Linked DNA regions of Homo sapiens: region 2 is linked to region 1. A link is an interaction called in ENCODE POLR2A ChIA-PET data of the cell type or tissue named here. Cell type or tissue: GM12878. All regions are shown on one strand. Links, peaks and the distances in the headings refer to the core of each region. The heading gives the core; the rest is flanking DNA.

What was found. Peaks named below come from ENCODE experiments on the same cell type or tissue, not always from the same donor. Only the 100,000 strongest peaks of a DNase experiment are listed, where the experiment ranks them.
Region 2: POLR2A ChIA-PET joins it to region 1 with 5 read pairs; 2 of 35 experiments call an interaction of 5 or more read pairs at or near these places.

The regions. Positions count from the first base shown.
Region 1 is chrX:54,003,167-54,011,782 of GRCh38, reverse strand. It overlaps PHF8 (PHD finger protein 8), which reads left to right. Exons shown (of 22, transcript NM_015107.3): 8 at 499-661. Among named protein-coding and RNA genes, the nearest start is that of PHF8, 37 kb to the left of the region's middle. RefSeq lists a silencer at 3,820-4,020. In GM12878, for the core only: no CTCF peak of the experiment used is centred there; a DNase peak (open chromatin) is centred at 4,033.
Region 2 is chrX:53,619,115-53,624,114 of GRCh38, reverse strand. The region is part of intron 19 of HUWE1 (HECT, UBA and WWE domain containing E3 ubiquitin protein ligase 1); the gene reads left to right. Among named protein-coding and RNA genes, the nearest start is that of MIRLET7F2, 64 kb to the right of the region's middle. In GM12878, for the core only: no CTCF peak of the experiment used is centred there; no DNase peak of the experiment used is centred there.

The DNA of each region.
Region 1 (8,616 bases), core at 1,928-6,927:
TATAATCTTCCAGAAGTCCTTGGGCGATTACTGAACTTTTAAACTTTTATTAGCTTTGATTGCAGGTGTGGGAAGGAACACTCTGTAAATGGCATTTGAAGGCAAATTCAATTTTCTTCTCATCAGTAATGTGGCCTTAAATTCTCCTAAGGCTACTAGTATTGATCTACTCATCTGTAGAGGCCATTCTTTATTTGGCATTGTGTCTAAAATAGGAACACTTGGTGTACATATGTCTTAACTTGAACAATTTTGTTTGAAATGCCCTTTCCAATTTGTTTTTGTCAAGTTTATAGAAACTTAAAAGTACAAAAAGCAAAGTGACCTTTTGAAGTTTTCCAAATCCACAAAGAAATGATAATTGGATGGGTTTGGGCAAGAACTCTGGCATATTGCCATCGTTTTGGAGCATGGGAGAAATACCCCTTTGGAGTACCCGTTAAGGACTTTTCTGGAAACCCTTGGTATTTTTGTCACTTCAACCTCTTTTTGTTTCAGGGTGAAAAGATCTTCTACCTGATCCGCCCAACAAATGCCAATCTGACTCTCTTTGAGTGCTGGAGCAGTTCCTCTAATCAGAATGAGATGTTCTTTGGGGACCAGGTGGACAAGTGCTACAAGTGTTCCGTGAAGCAAGGACAGACACTTTTCATTCCCACAGGTCTTCCCTTGGGTGCTTCTGGGAGGGTTTGGGGAGGGTGGAAAGAAGAAGGGAGCTTTTGGCCCCACAGCATATTAATCTGATTACGTGGGATGTCTTTCTCATATCAGCGAAAGGCGCAGAACTGGGCTTCAAGAAATTTCATGTGGTAGTCAGTGGGCAGCATGGTCACCTGGGGAGGCTGAAAGTGGGGAATGTCCAGGAGGAGGCTGATGGACTTCTTTGTCCTGGGTTGATGTCATCTGGGTGAACAGAGAACATGACTCTAAGCCCCGTAACTCTAGGGATAGTGCCTGGGAGGCTGGCATTCTAGGCTCTAAGTCAGAATGACCTGTGGTGGGGATAGTGCTTTTTTTCCCTAAACAGTTTGTACCTGGGCTTCACTCTTAGAATTATGAATTCTTAGGTCTTGGGTGGGATCTGAGTATATTTATTGTGAAAAAATCCCCCAGTTGTCTCAATTTGGGGAGAGTTGACATCTTTACTTGATTAGGTCTTATATGAATACAGGGTATCTCTCCATTTATTTAGATTTTCTTTGATTTCTTTAATCAGAATTAGTGTTAAATTTTCTTAAAATGTATAGTAGAATTCTCTAGTGCAATCACATATGCCTGGAGATTTGTTTTCTTGGGAAGTTTTAAATTAACATTCAATTTAAAAAATCTTTAAGGTTATTCAGATTTTCTATTTCATATTAAATAAGTTGCGATCATCTGCTCTTCAAGGAATTGGTCTATTTAATCTAAATTGTCAAATATATGTGTGGAGTTGTTCATAGTGTTTTCTTTTTTTTGAGATGGAGTTTCACTCTTGTCACCCAGGCTGGAGTGCAGTGATGCGATCTCGTCTCACTGTGACCACTGCCTGCATCCCAGGCTCAAGAGATTCTCTTGCCTCAGCCTCCTGGGTAGCTGGGATTACAGGCTTGCACTACCACGCCCGGCTAATTTTTGTATTTTTAGTAGAGATGGGGTTTTACCATGTTGGCCATGGCTGGTCTCGAACTTCTGACCTTGACCTCAGGTGATCCACCCGCCTCAGTCTCCCAAAGCGCTGGGATTATAGGCGTGAGCCACCGCACCCAGCCATAGTATTTTCTTATTACCCTTTTGATGTCTTCCAAGTCTCTAGTGGTATTCTTTGTATCATTCCTGACGTTAGTTATTTGTGCTTTCTCTTTTGTTTGTGTCAATTTTCTATAGGTTGGTCAATTTTATTGATCTTTCCAAAGAGCCACTTTTTTTTTTTTTTTTTTTTTTTTTTTTTTTTTTTTTCTGAGACAGAGTCTCACTCTGTCACCCAGGCTGGAGTGTAGTGGTGCGATCCCGGCTCACTGCAACCTCCGCCTCCCAGGTTCAGGTGATTCTCTTGCCTCAGCCTCCTGAGTAGCTGGGATTACAGGTGCCTGCTGCCACGCCTGGCTAATTTTTGTATTTTTGGTAGAGTTGGGGTTTCACCGTGTTGGCCAGGATGGTCTTGATCTCCTGACCTCATGATCTGCCTGCCTTGGCCTCCCAAAGTGCTGGGATTACAGGGGTGAGCCACCGCACCCGGCCCACTTTTGGTTTTATTGATTTTTCTCTGTTGTCTTTTTGTTTTCAGTTGTGTTGATTTCTGCTTTTATCTTTATTTTTCCTTCCCTCTGCTTGCTTTGGGTTTATTTTGTTCTTTTTCTAGTCTTGAGATGAGAGCTTAGTTTATTGATTTCAGGCTTTCCCTAAATTTCCCTCTCAGCATTGATTTAGGTGTGTCACACAAATATTGACATGTTGTATTTTCATTAAGTTAAATGAGGTTTTGAAAAATTGAGATACATCTTAAATATTGTAAAATTTACCATTTTAAAGGGTACAATTCAGTTCTTTGTATATTTACAAGGTTGTGCAACATCACTGCTATTTAATACCAGAGAATGTTCATTATGTTATTTATCTCCTTTTTGAGATGGAGTCTCACTCTGTTACCCAGGCTGGAGTGCAGTGGCACAATCTCGGCTTACTGCAACTTCCGCCTCCCGGGTTCAAGTGATTCTCCTGCCTCAGCCTCCCGAGTAGCTGGGACTACAGGCTTGTGCTACCACACCCGGCTAATTTTTGTGTTTTTAATAGAGATGGGGTTTCACCCATGTTGGCCAAGCTGGTCTTGAACTCCTGACCTCAGGTGATCCACCCGTCTCAGCCTCCCAAAGTGCTGGGATTACAGGCGTGAGCCACTGTGCCCGGCCCGAATGTTCATTGTTTTTTAAAAAAACCCTATACTCATTAGCAGTCACTCTTTATTCATTTGTCTGCCAGCCCTTGACAACCCCTTTTTCACTTCATTTGTGTATGGATTTGCCCTTCTGAATATTTCATATAGATGGAATGTTGTAATATGTTGTCTTTTGTGTCTAGCTTCTTTCACTTGTAATGTTTTCAAGAATCATCCATGTTACAGCATTTATCAGTATGTCCAGGCTGGAGTGCAGTGGCGCGATCTTGGCTCACTGCAACCTCTACCTCCCAAGCTGAAGCGATTCTCCTGCCTCAGCCTCCTGAATAGCTGGGATTACAGGCACCTGCCACCACTGGCCTGGGTAATTTTTGTATTTTTAGTAGAGATGGGGTTTCACCATATTGGCCAGGCTGGTCTCGAACTCCCAACCTCAGGTGATCCACCCACCTAGGCCTCCCAGAGTGCTGGGATTACAGGCGTGAGCTACTCCTGCTCCCTGGCGAGTGCATCTTTTTTTTTTTTTTTTTTTTTTTGACGGAGTATTGCTCTGTTGCCAGGCTGGAGTGCAGTGGTGCAGTGGCGCGATCTCCACTCACTGCAACCTCCGCCTCCCAGGTTCAAGCGATTCTCTGGCCTCAGCCTCCCGCATAGCCGGGACTACAGGCATGCGCCACCATGCCCAGCTAATTTTTGTGTTTTTAGTAGAGACGGGGTTTTACCATGTTGGCCAGGATGGTCTCAATCTGTTGACCACGTGATCTGTCTGCCTCAGCCTCCCAAAGTGCTGGGATTACAGGTGTGAGCCACTGCGCCGACCACTTCGTTCTTTTTAACAGCTGAATAATATTCTGTGGTGTGGATATGCCACATTTTGTTTATCCATTAGTCAGTTGATAGACATTTGAGTTGTTTGCACTTTTTGGCTGTTATGAATAGTGTTGCTATGAACATTCGTGTACGAGTTATTGTGTGAACGTAAGTTTTCATTTCTCTTGGGTATATATCTAGGAGGGGAATTGCTGAGTCATATGTAACTCTGTGTTTAACTTTTTGAGGAACTGACAAACTGTTTTCAAAGCAGCTACATGTACCATTTTATATTCTCAACAGTAATGTATGAGAATTTCAGTGTCTTCACATCTTCCCCCAATGCTTATTGCTGTCTCTTTATGATTATAGCCATCCTAATGGGCGTAAAGTGGTATCTCATTGAGGTTTTGATTTCTGTTTTCTGGATGACCTTTGATGTTTAACATCTTTCCAAATGTTCATTGGACACTTGTATAGTTTTTTTTGGAGAAATATCTATTTAAATCTTTTGCCCATTCTTTAATTAGATTGTCTCTTCATTGTTGAGTTACAAGAATTTATATACTTTGGATACTAGACTTTTACCAGATATGTGATTTGCAAATATTTTCTCTCATTCTTGGGGTTGTCTTGTCACTTTTTTGATAGTGTCCTATGAAGGACAAAAGTTACAAATTTTGATGCCCAATTTATCTATTTTTTTTTCTTTATTTGCTTATGCTTTTGGTGTCTAAGAGGCTTGCTTAATTCAAGGTCATGAAGATTTATGCCTATGTTTTCTTCTAAGCATTTTATAGTTTTAGTTCTTACATTTAGATCTTTCATCCATTTTGATTTATATTGATTTTGTGTATGGTATGAGGTAAGGGTCCAATTTCTTTCTTTTGTATGTAGTTCTAGTTGTCCCAGAACCTTTTGAAAAGACTGTTCTTTCCCCATTGAATTGTCTTGACACCTGTGTCAAAAATCTGTTGACCAAAGATAAGGGTTTATTTCTGGACCTTGAATTCTATTCTGTTGATCCTTCTAACAGTGTCACACCATCTCAATTATTGTACATTTGTAGTAAGTTTTGAAATTGGGAAGTGCCAGTGCTCCAACTTTTTCTTTTTCAGGATTATTTGGCCCCTTGAATTTTTTTTTTTTTTTTTTTTTGAGATGAAGTTTTGTTCTTGTTGCTGAGGCTGGAGTGCAATGGTTGCGGTCTCAGCTCACTGCAACCTCAGCCTCCTGGGTTCAAGCGATTCTCCTGCCTTAGCCTCCCGAGTAGCTGGGATTACAGGCACCCGTCACCATGCCCGGCTAATTTTTTCGTATTTGCAGTAGAGACGGGGTTTCACCATGTTGGCTCAGCTGGTCTCGAACTCTAGACCTCAGGTGATCCACCTGCCTTGGCCTCCCAAAGTGCTGGGATTACAGGCGTCAGCCACAGGGCCCAGCCGGTCCCCTGAATTTTCATAAGAATTTTTTGGTTCAGCTTTCATATAGGTTTTCTAGTTATTTTGTAGTGTTTGCTCTAATTATTACTTTATACATACATAGCATATCACAGTCTACTAGTATTTACATATTACCTGTTTGAGGGAAGGGTTGAAACCATACCTCTTTTTTTTGAGACAGAATCTCATTCTGTCACCCAGCCTGGAATGCAGTGGTAAGATGACAGCTCACCACAGCCTTGACCTCCCAGGCTCAAGCAATCCTCCCACCTCAGCCTCCCAAGTAGCTGGGACCACAGATGTACACTACCACGTCTGGCTGATTTTTTTAGTTTTAGTGGAGATGGGGTTTTGCCATGTTGCCCAGGCTGGTCTTGAACTCCTGAGCTCAAGTGATCCACCCACCTCGGCTTCCTAAAGTGCTGGGATTATAGGCGTGAGTCACCGCACCGGGCCCAAAACCTTACCTCTTTTTACATCCCTTTATCCTTCGCATTTTTCTACAATTAGTCATGTTTTACATTTTTCCATGTATTTGTCTTAAATATTTCTCTTCATACATTGATTATGAGATTGACGTGCTACCCACTACACCAAGAGGGCTACTATCCTCTGCGTATGTTGAGAACTGTATCACAAAGTTTTATAATTTTTGCTTTCCCTATGAAACATAATTTAGAAAACTCAAGAGAAGGAAATTCTATGGTATTCACCCATGTTTTTACTCATCTGTTTATTCTGTTTTCCTTTCTGGTCTTTAGAGTTTCAGGGTAGGTCTACTGTCGACAAGTTCTTAGTTTTTTTCCATCAGTAAATGTCTTGATTTTTTTTTTCTTTCATTCCTGAAGGATATTTTTCTGGATATAGAACTCTGGGTTAATAGTTCTTTTCTTTCAACACCTAAAGAATGTTTTGCTGTTTCGTTCTGGCCTCTGTGGTTTCTGATGAGATTTTGGCTATCATCTGAATTGTTTTTCCCCTATAGATAATGTATCATTTCTTGATGCTTTCATTCTTTTTTTTTTTTTTTTTTAAGTTTTCTGCAGTTTGGCCATGCTGTGTTTTTTTTGGTGTGGATTTCTTTGGGTTTATAATGCTGAATGTGTTCACTGAGCTTCTTGAATGTGTAGGTTTATGTCTTTTGCTGTATATGTGAAATTTTTAGCCATTATTTCTTTTCCTTTTTTTTTCTTTTCTTTCTTTCTTTCTTTTTTTTTTTTGAGAGGGAGTGTCACTCTGTTGCTCAGGCTGGAGTGTAGTGGAGCGATCTCGGCTCACTGCAGTGTCCGCCTCCCGAGCAGCTGGGATTACAGGCATGTGCCACCATGCCCTGCTAATTTTTGTATTTTTAGTACAGACAGGGTTTCACCATATTGGCCATGCTGGTCTTGAACTCCTGACCTCAGGTGATCTGCCTGCCTTGGCCTCCCAAAGTGCTGGGATTACAGGCATGAGCCACCGCGCCAGGCTGCCATTATTTCTTGAAATACTTTTTTAGACTCATGCTCTAACTTCTGCTGGATCTCTGATTACATGAATGTTTTGTATCTTGTCTTAGTCCCGCAAGTCCTTGAGTTTATTTTTCTGTGTCTTTTTTCTCTTTGTTCAAGTTCAGATTGGGTAATTTCGGTTTCTCTGTCTTTGCATTTTCTGTTTCTTTCTTCTGTTGTCTCCATTCTTCTGTTGAGTTTGTCAATTGCATTAATTTTAGATACAGTATTTTTTTTTTTTTGACACAGAGTTTCTCTCTAGCACCCAGGCTGGAGTGCAGTGGCGTGATCTCAACTCACTGCAACCTCTGCCTCCTGGGTTCCAGTGATTCTCCTGCCTCAGCCTCCCAAGTAGATTACAGGCACGCACCACCATGCCCGGCTAATTTTTATATTTTTAGTAGAGACAGGGTTTCACCATGCTGATCAGGCTGGTCTGAAGCTCCTGACCTCGTGATATACCCACCTCGGCCTCCCAAAGTGCTGGGATTACAGGCGTGAGCCACCACAGCTGGCCCAGATACAGTACTTTTCATTTCTAAAATTTTCTTTTGTTTCTTGTGTATTTCTTTGCTGAGAATTTCTATTTCCTATTTTTGTGTCAAGCATGTTTGGAATTGCTCACTAAGGTATTCTTATGATGATTTCTTATGATGATTTCTTTCAAATTCTTGTTACATAATTCTATATTTGTCTAACCATATATTGTCTTATATATATTGGATTGTCTATTGTTTTACAAGTCTGTTTTTCTCTTCAATTATCAATATTATTGATACGATTTCATTGGTTTTTTAGAATGTTTAATACATGGTGAGGCAGGTCATTCACTCCCACCCAACTCCCACCCCCATCTGCTTTTCTCTTTTATAGTTTTCTGTTCCCAGGCATTTATTCATCCATCTTTGAATCCTTTGCCTGGTCTAGTCCATAATGACTTTTCTATACTGGGCATTTAGTAACTGATGGATTGAATTTGCCCATTAGCGGTTTGAGTTAATTAATTGACATCTTGGTAGAAATGCCCACACACCGGGTGCAATCTACTTAGGGCCACAAGCATTGAGTGTCTACTGTGTGCCCTGGTATTGGGCTAAGTGCTAAGGACAAAAGATTGATAGGCTGTTTCAGTATAATATTCTACTAGCCACAATAGCACCAATAGGGGTATTCACCACTAGTTTTGGAAGCACAGAGAAGAGTGCTTAGTCTAGCCATAGGTTTGTGAAAGTCTTAGGAGAGCAACACTAGAAGGGTGAGTAGGGATTAACTATGAAAAGAAAGACAGGAATGGCATTTCAGACATAGGGAAAGGTGGAAGAAAACCAAAACTGTGTGAAGCAGCTTATGGATACTAGAGCTTAAAGAGCAAGGGCTGGGGTGGATGAAAGTGAAAAGGTAGGCCGACTGAACTTACCACAGAGGCGATTGAGGGCCATTGAAGGTTTATTTAGTTTCTAATGAAATATTTCAGATGTACCAAAAGATATAAAGAACAATATAGGCCGGGTGCAGTGGCTCATGCCTGTCGCTGAGGCTGGAGTGCAATGGTGCGATCTCGGCTCACTGCAACCTCTGCCTCCCGGGTTCAAGTGATTCTCCTGCCTCAGCCTCCCGAGTAGCTGGGATTACAGGTGCCTGCCACCATGCCCAGCTAGTTTTTGTATTTTTAGTAGAGACGGGGTTTCGCCATGTTGGTCAGGCTGGTCTCAAACTCCTGACCTCAGGTGACCCACCCGCCTCGGCCTCCCAAAATGCTGGGATTACAGGCATGAGCCACTGTGCCTGACCCTAATTTATATTTTAGATATATCGCTTAGGAATGGATGTGAAGGATAGATTTGAGATTATTGTAGAGCAGTGGTTTGCAAACAGTCGGTATTCCTTTATACTCTTAAAAACTATTAAGGACCCAGAAGAGCTTTTTATTATGTGGTTTATATTTATCAATTTTTACCATATAAATTAAAATAGAAAATTTAAAAGTACTTGTTAACTT
Region 2 (5,000 bases), core at 1-5,000, 390 kb after region 1:
AAAACAGAGAGGCCGGGTAGATATCTGTCTTATTGGTGATGAAATAAAGGTCAGAATTCAGTTTTAAGTAAATACCTATTTTCTGGGTGCTGAATATACCTTCGATAAGTAGTACATTTGTAGTAAGTAACATTATCATACATTTTGTTTATCTGTGCTAGAATTCTTAAAACGCTAAAGGAATTTAGTAGGAGACGTGGAAATAGGGAAAGTCTCCTTGTAGTAGCAAGCATTGTGTTTTACAGTTTGGGGTGTTGGGGAGACTAGTTTTGGCTACTACAACTTAGATACTTCCTTGCCCCCTTGCTGAAGAAATTTAGGATTTTTGTATATTAACCTTGTATCTTTTAATCTTGCACAGTTCACTTATTAGTACATACTTGTTTTGTTTTCTTAGAATATTCTACATAATCTTGTCATCTGCAAATGCATTTTTACTTTGTTTATGGTCTTTGTGCCTTTTTTTTTGTCTTATGACATTAGCAAAGATTTCTGATACAGTGCTGGATAGAAATAAGAATGGGCCTCTTTGCTTTGTTCCTGAATTTAGAGGGAAAAGCATTTAATATTTCACCATTAAGAATGAAGTTAGCAGAGGTTTTGTGTTGAAGGTTTTGTCAATTTTGTCAGGTTGAGGAAGTCTTCTTGTGGTGTAGCAACTCTACCATGCTATGGAAAAGCTCTCTGCTAAGGTTATGTTCAGATGGCAAAATTCAGACAATAGTTCTTTGGGGTTTTTTTGTTTTTTTTTAAGATTTGTTTTACGGTGGGGACGTCTCAAGGCCAGGGGCAGGGAGAATGCCCGTCTTCTGGGAGAAAGTCCAGAACAGAGAGAAAGAGAAAAGGATACACAGGCATTTTTCTATAAATGGGAAGCTTAGAAGAAGGAGCAATTGCCATTGACAGGGATATTGTTTAAAAGAGGGAGGCAGCAAGAGGATATAGTGCTTAGGTGCTGGGATAGTGGTGAGGAGCAGGTGAGCCCTATGAGGATGATGCCAGAAGTGAGGGACACGGGCAGGAAATGAGACTTAGAGCACTAAATCAAAGGTCAGTGAAGGTCCAACTTCCTTCCCTATGGTTTTCTTAATTCATCCCTCACATTTAAATTAGCATAGCAACCTCCCAGTTTTCCCATAAAATACACTTGTACTTGAGAGAGAACAAATTTGCAAAGCGAAACCTAAATAATTAGACTAGCCATTGTTATTTTAGCTCCCCAAATGATAGTACAGAGCCTTTCACTCCAGGTGGAAGGAGATGGCCCAGGAAAGACATCAGGGAGTTCTGAGAACCTCTTGGAGTATTTTAATAATATAATTGGCAGTTTGGGTTTATTTTTGTTGAACTATTCTGGATACCTTTTCTTTATTAATGATCATGCAACAGGAAGTCCCTTTAAGGCACAAGCACTATCTTGAAATGCCAGTAGGTAGTTTCATGCCAGTCTGTTATCAACTATCATAGTAACTAAACTGCTTTGTCCCTCATTGAGGGCTTCTTAGGCCTGAACTGTTTGGTTAATGTGGTCTGTCAGGAGTTACAACATGTCTCGGTAACCTCTATGAGTTGAGTCTGTGTTACAGAATTGGAAATACCTAAACTTGTGCCCGTTACACCAAAGATTCTGATGAGGCCCAGAATAGGTAAAAAGTGCTCCTTTTTGTGGCAAGACTTGATAAAACAGCTAGACTTTCTAGTTGAATTTGAGGTGCCCTGGGCACTAAATGTCCATAGTACATAGGTCAGCTTGTATGGGTAGAAGGGAACAGGATCGCTGAATAAAATGTATAACCCTGCTGAGCAGGAGTTGTAACACAGAAGAATCAGTAGCCCAAGAGGTTGGAAGTTGGAGTTTCTAGGGGGCAAACTTATATCAGGGTGGACATTCTCAACAGGGGGGCATCATTGTATGTACTATCAGTTGGTGGCAGAGGCTGGGAAAGACATGAAATCCTTAAGGGGGAAGTTTAATATGGAAGCACCCAGTGAGGTCACGATGTCCTGCTTATAATTTCACACTCAAACCCACTAAATATTCTGACTCCTTCTCCCTCACGTGTCCGACCTCTGGCTCTTCTATGCCACTTTTAGCCACCTGTATTTCATTTGTAGTATCCCATTTAACTTCCCCAACTCCCCTCTCTTCTTTCTCACCTCCTGCCTTACCCCTCATGTTATCTGTTCGGGTCTGTTTGTAGCCTATGCTAACGTCATCATGCTTATGATTGACCACTTAACCAGAGAGTGTAGCAAGTTGTCAATATGAGTATTGAAATCCTCCAAGGGAGCAAGATATAGTTGTATGAGTAGTTGCCTGGGCTAGGGTATCTGTTAGTATTGCTGGAGGTTTAGTATGTAGGTGGCATTCTCTGTTACTAATACATAGATACAATCTATCAGGTTGAGTGAGGGGAAGCAGGAAATATAGGTAGTGACTGGAATAGTGAAATTAGAGTGTAAATAGTGAAAGTGGAGTGTGGGCTGTCAAAGAGTTGATGGGGCAGTGGAGTTATGATGAGTTATGTGGGGGCAGTTACAAGGGCAGTTACCATCTTGAGGGTGTTAGCGTCAAGGCTGGGACTGTCAGTTGTACTGAAATCATCATCTAGGATGCTTTGGTATGCTGGATGGATAGAAGCCCTAGGCTCGCACTTGAGAAATTATTATAAAAGTAACTCAGTATCCCTTTGCCTACAAGAGTTTTAGAATAATTTCAGATAGGGAAGCTATGCACTGATTACCCCTAAACAAGTGGGATCACAGCATGGGCAAAAAGGAGCCCAAGAAGTTTGGCATTGAGCTGGGGTAGTAGTATCCCAGACCCAGACCATGAGCCAAATGAGGTATAGACAGGCCAACTAGAGCCAGAATATTCCACAAAGATATTTTCAGGCCTGTGGTGCGTAGACTTTTGGCATGCCGAAGTGCCAGTTTATTATGGGAATCACAGGCATTGCCATCCCATATCCTGCAATAGTCTCCCATTCAATACCTCTGTAATAAGGTGGTTCCAGAACTGGCTTCCTGTCTAAGAATGTTGGTACTAGGAACTAACTTAAGATTTTTCTTTCCTCTTTGGAAGAACCATACAGTTGTGTATGTCAACCCAGGCAGAGAGACTAAGACCTTCATTTCCTATGAAGAGGGATCTCCAGTTAGCAGTCCTTTAAAACCATCATATTAGGAAAGGACTTTGGCAGAGACCTTCTGCATAGTCTTAGAGGGTGAGGGCCCTCAATTTTCTGTGGGTCCCATCCTGTTACCTACTTTCAACCTAGGCTCCTGTCCACCGTGGATCGCACCAATATCAAATGAGGAGGTGTCGTTAAGTGAGGGGGATTCTGTTTGGGTATTATAGACTCATAGATGGAAAGTATCTCATTTTGAGGCTAGAAAGGGGACAAAGGAAGCACTAATTGTGTTTTTTCAGATGTCATACAACTAAGGCAATCGGCAAAAGAGAGATCAATTTAAGAGACCATTGTCCATTTAGTAAGTTTAAGAGAGCATTGAACAAGCCATTATGCCTCTATTAGGCCTGCTTTCTGTGAACAGTACAACAGATGGGCCAGGCACTGGCTCACACCTGTAATCCCAGCATTTTGGGATGCTGAGACAGGCAGATTGCTTGAGCCTTGAGCCCAGGAGTTTGAGACCAGCCTGGGCAACATGGTGAAATCCTGTCTCTACAACAAATAAAAATGTTTGCAGGGCATGCTGGTGCGCTACTCAGGAAGCTGAGGTGGGAGGATCACTTAAGTACTGGAGGTTGAGGCTGTAGTGAGCTATAATTGCACCCCTGCACTCTAGCCTGGGGAACAGAGTGAGACCTTGTCTCAAAAAAAAAAAAAAAAGACAAATGGAAGCTCCAAGGTGATGCCTTGTTTGAAAAGGCCCATGCCCAGACTGAATGAGCGGTAACGTACGTACCCTGGTCAGAGTCGGTGTTACCAGAAGCCCAAAGGGAACTAACTGAGGGCTATAATAGTGGTGGTGTTGGCAGTAGTTGGGCAGGAAGGATAAGCCAAGAATGGGTCTGTATAACAATCAGTTGTGAGGGCATAGCGATTTGTGCCAGCAGATTGGGGCAGTGGCCCAATAAAATTGATTTGCCAGTGAGAAAAGGAGTGTTTACCTCTGGTATGGTGAGCCCCCACTGGTGATGATGCCGATGGCACGACAGGGCACAAAGAACATATTGGGAGGCTAGGGTTTGAGTAGGGCTAGTGGCATGGGGATGCAATGGCATTTGGGCCCAGGGACTGTGATGACCTTCTGCCTTCCTTTACTCTCTTCTCTGTAACCTTGACTTTCCAAACTCTGTTGGATTCATTTTCAGTTCTATTGAAGTACATCTGTGGGTAATTTTTAAGGTGTCAGACTTCTCTTTCAGAAGTTGGTGGCTGTTTTCTTCATTGTATTCTAATGCTACATTATTGTAGATAACCATGGTGTCACACTGGTTCTTGTTCTTATCTGTATATAGTTCCTGCTTCTGCCTTTTTTTTTTTTTTTTTTTTTCTTCTATTTCTCTGATTCCTTTTAACTTTCTCCTGGAAACCCTAATTACCTTTTTTCCATTTCTTAGTTGCTTGGTTCCACACACAGCTGGTTGCTCTGTGCGTGTATATACCCTTTAATTCTAATTCTTGGTTATCAGTGTTTTTGTATAGGGGTCCCAGTGCATAGTGTCGTTGCGACTTCTTGATAAAATAACAGGTTTGATGTCTTAGTAATTGCTTGTAGAACACTAATTTTAGTTTTTAAATACTCAATTTTAGTAACTCTATAGAATTCATACATTTCTACAAATGTAAGTCAATCGAGGGGAGTGTCATACCAATAGGAACCCCAAAAAGGACTTAAATTTTTCAGAAGTTTATAGCCCATGAGGAATCCCAAAGGCCATTGAAAACTGTTGGTCCCCGGTAACTGCTATATATCTGCCATTCCCCTAGCATTTGGGATAAAGGAGAGATGCTGTATTCACCATCTTG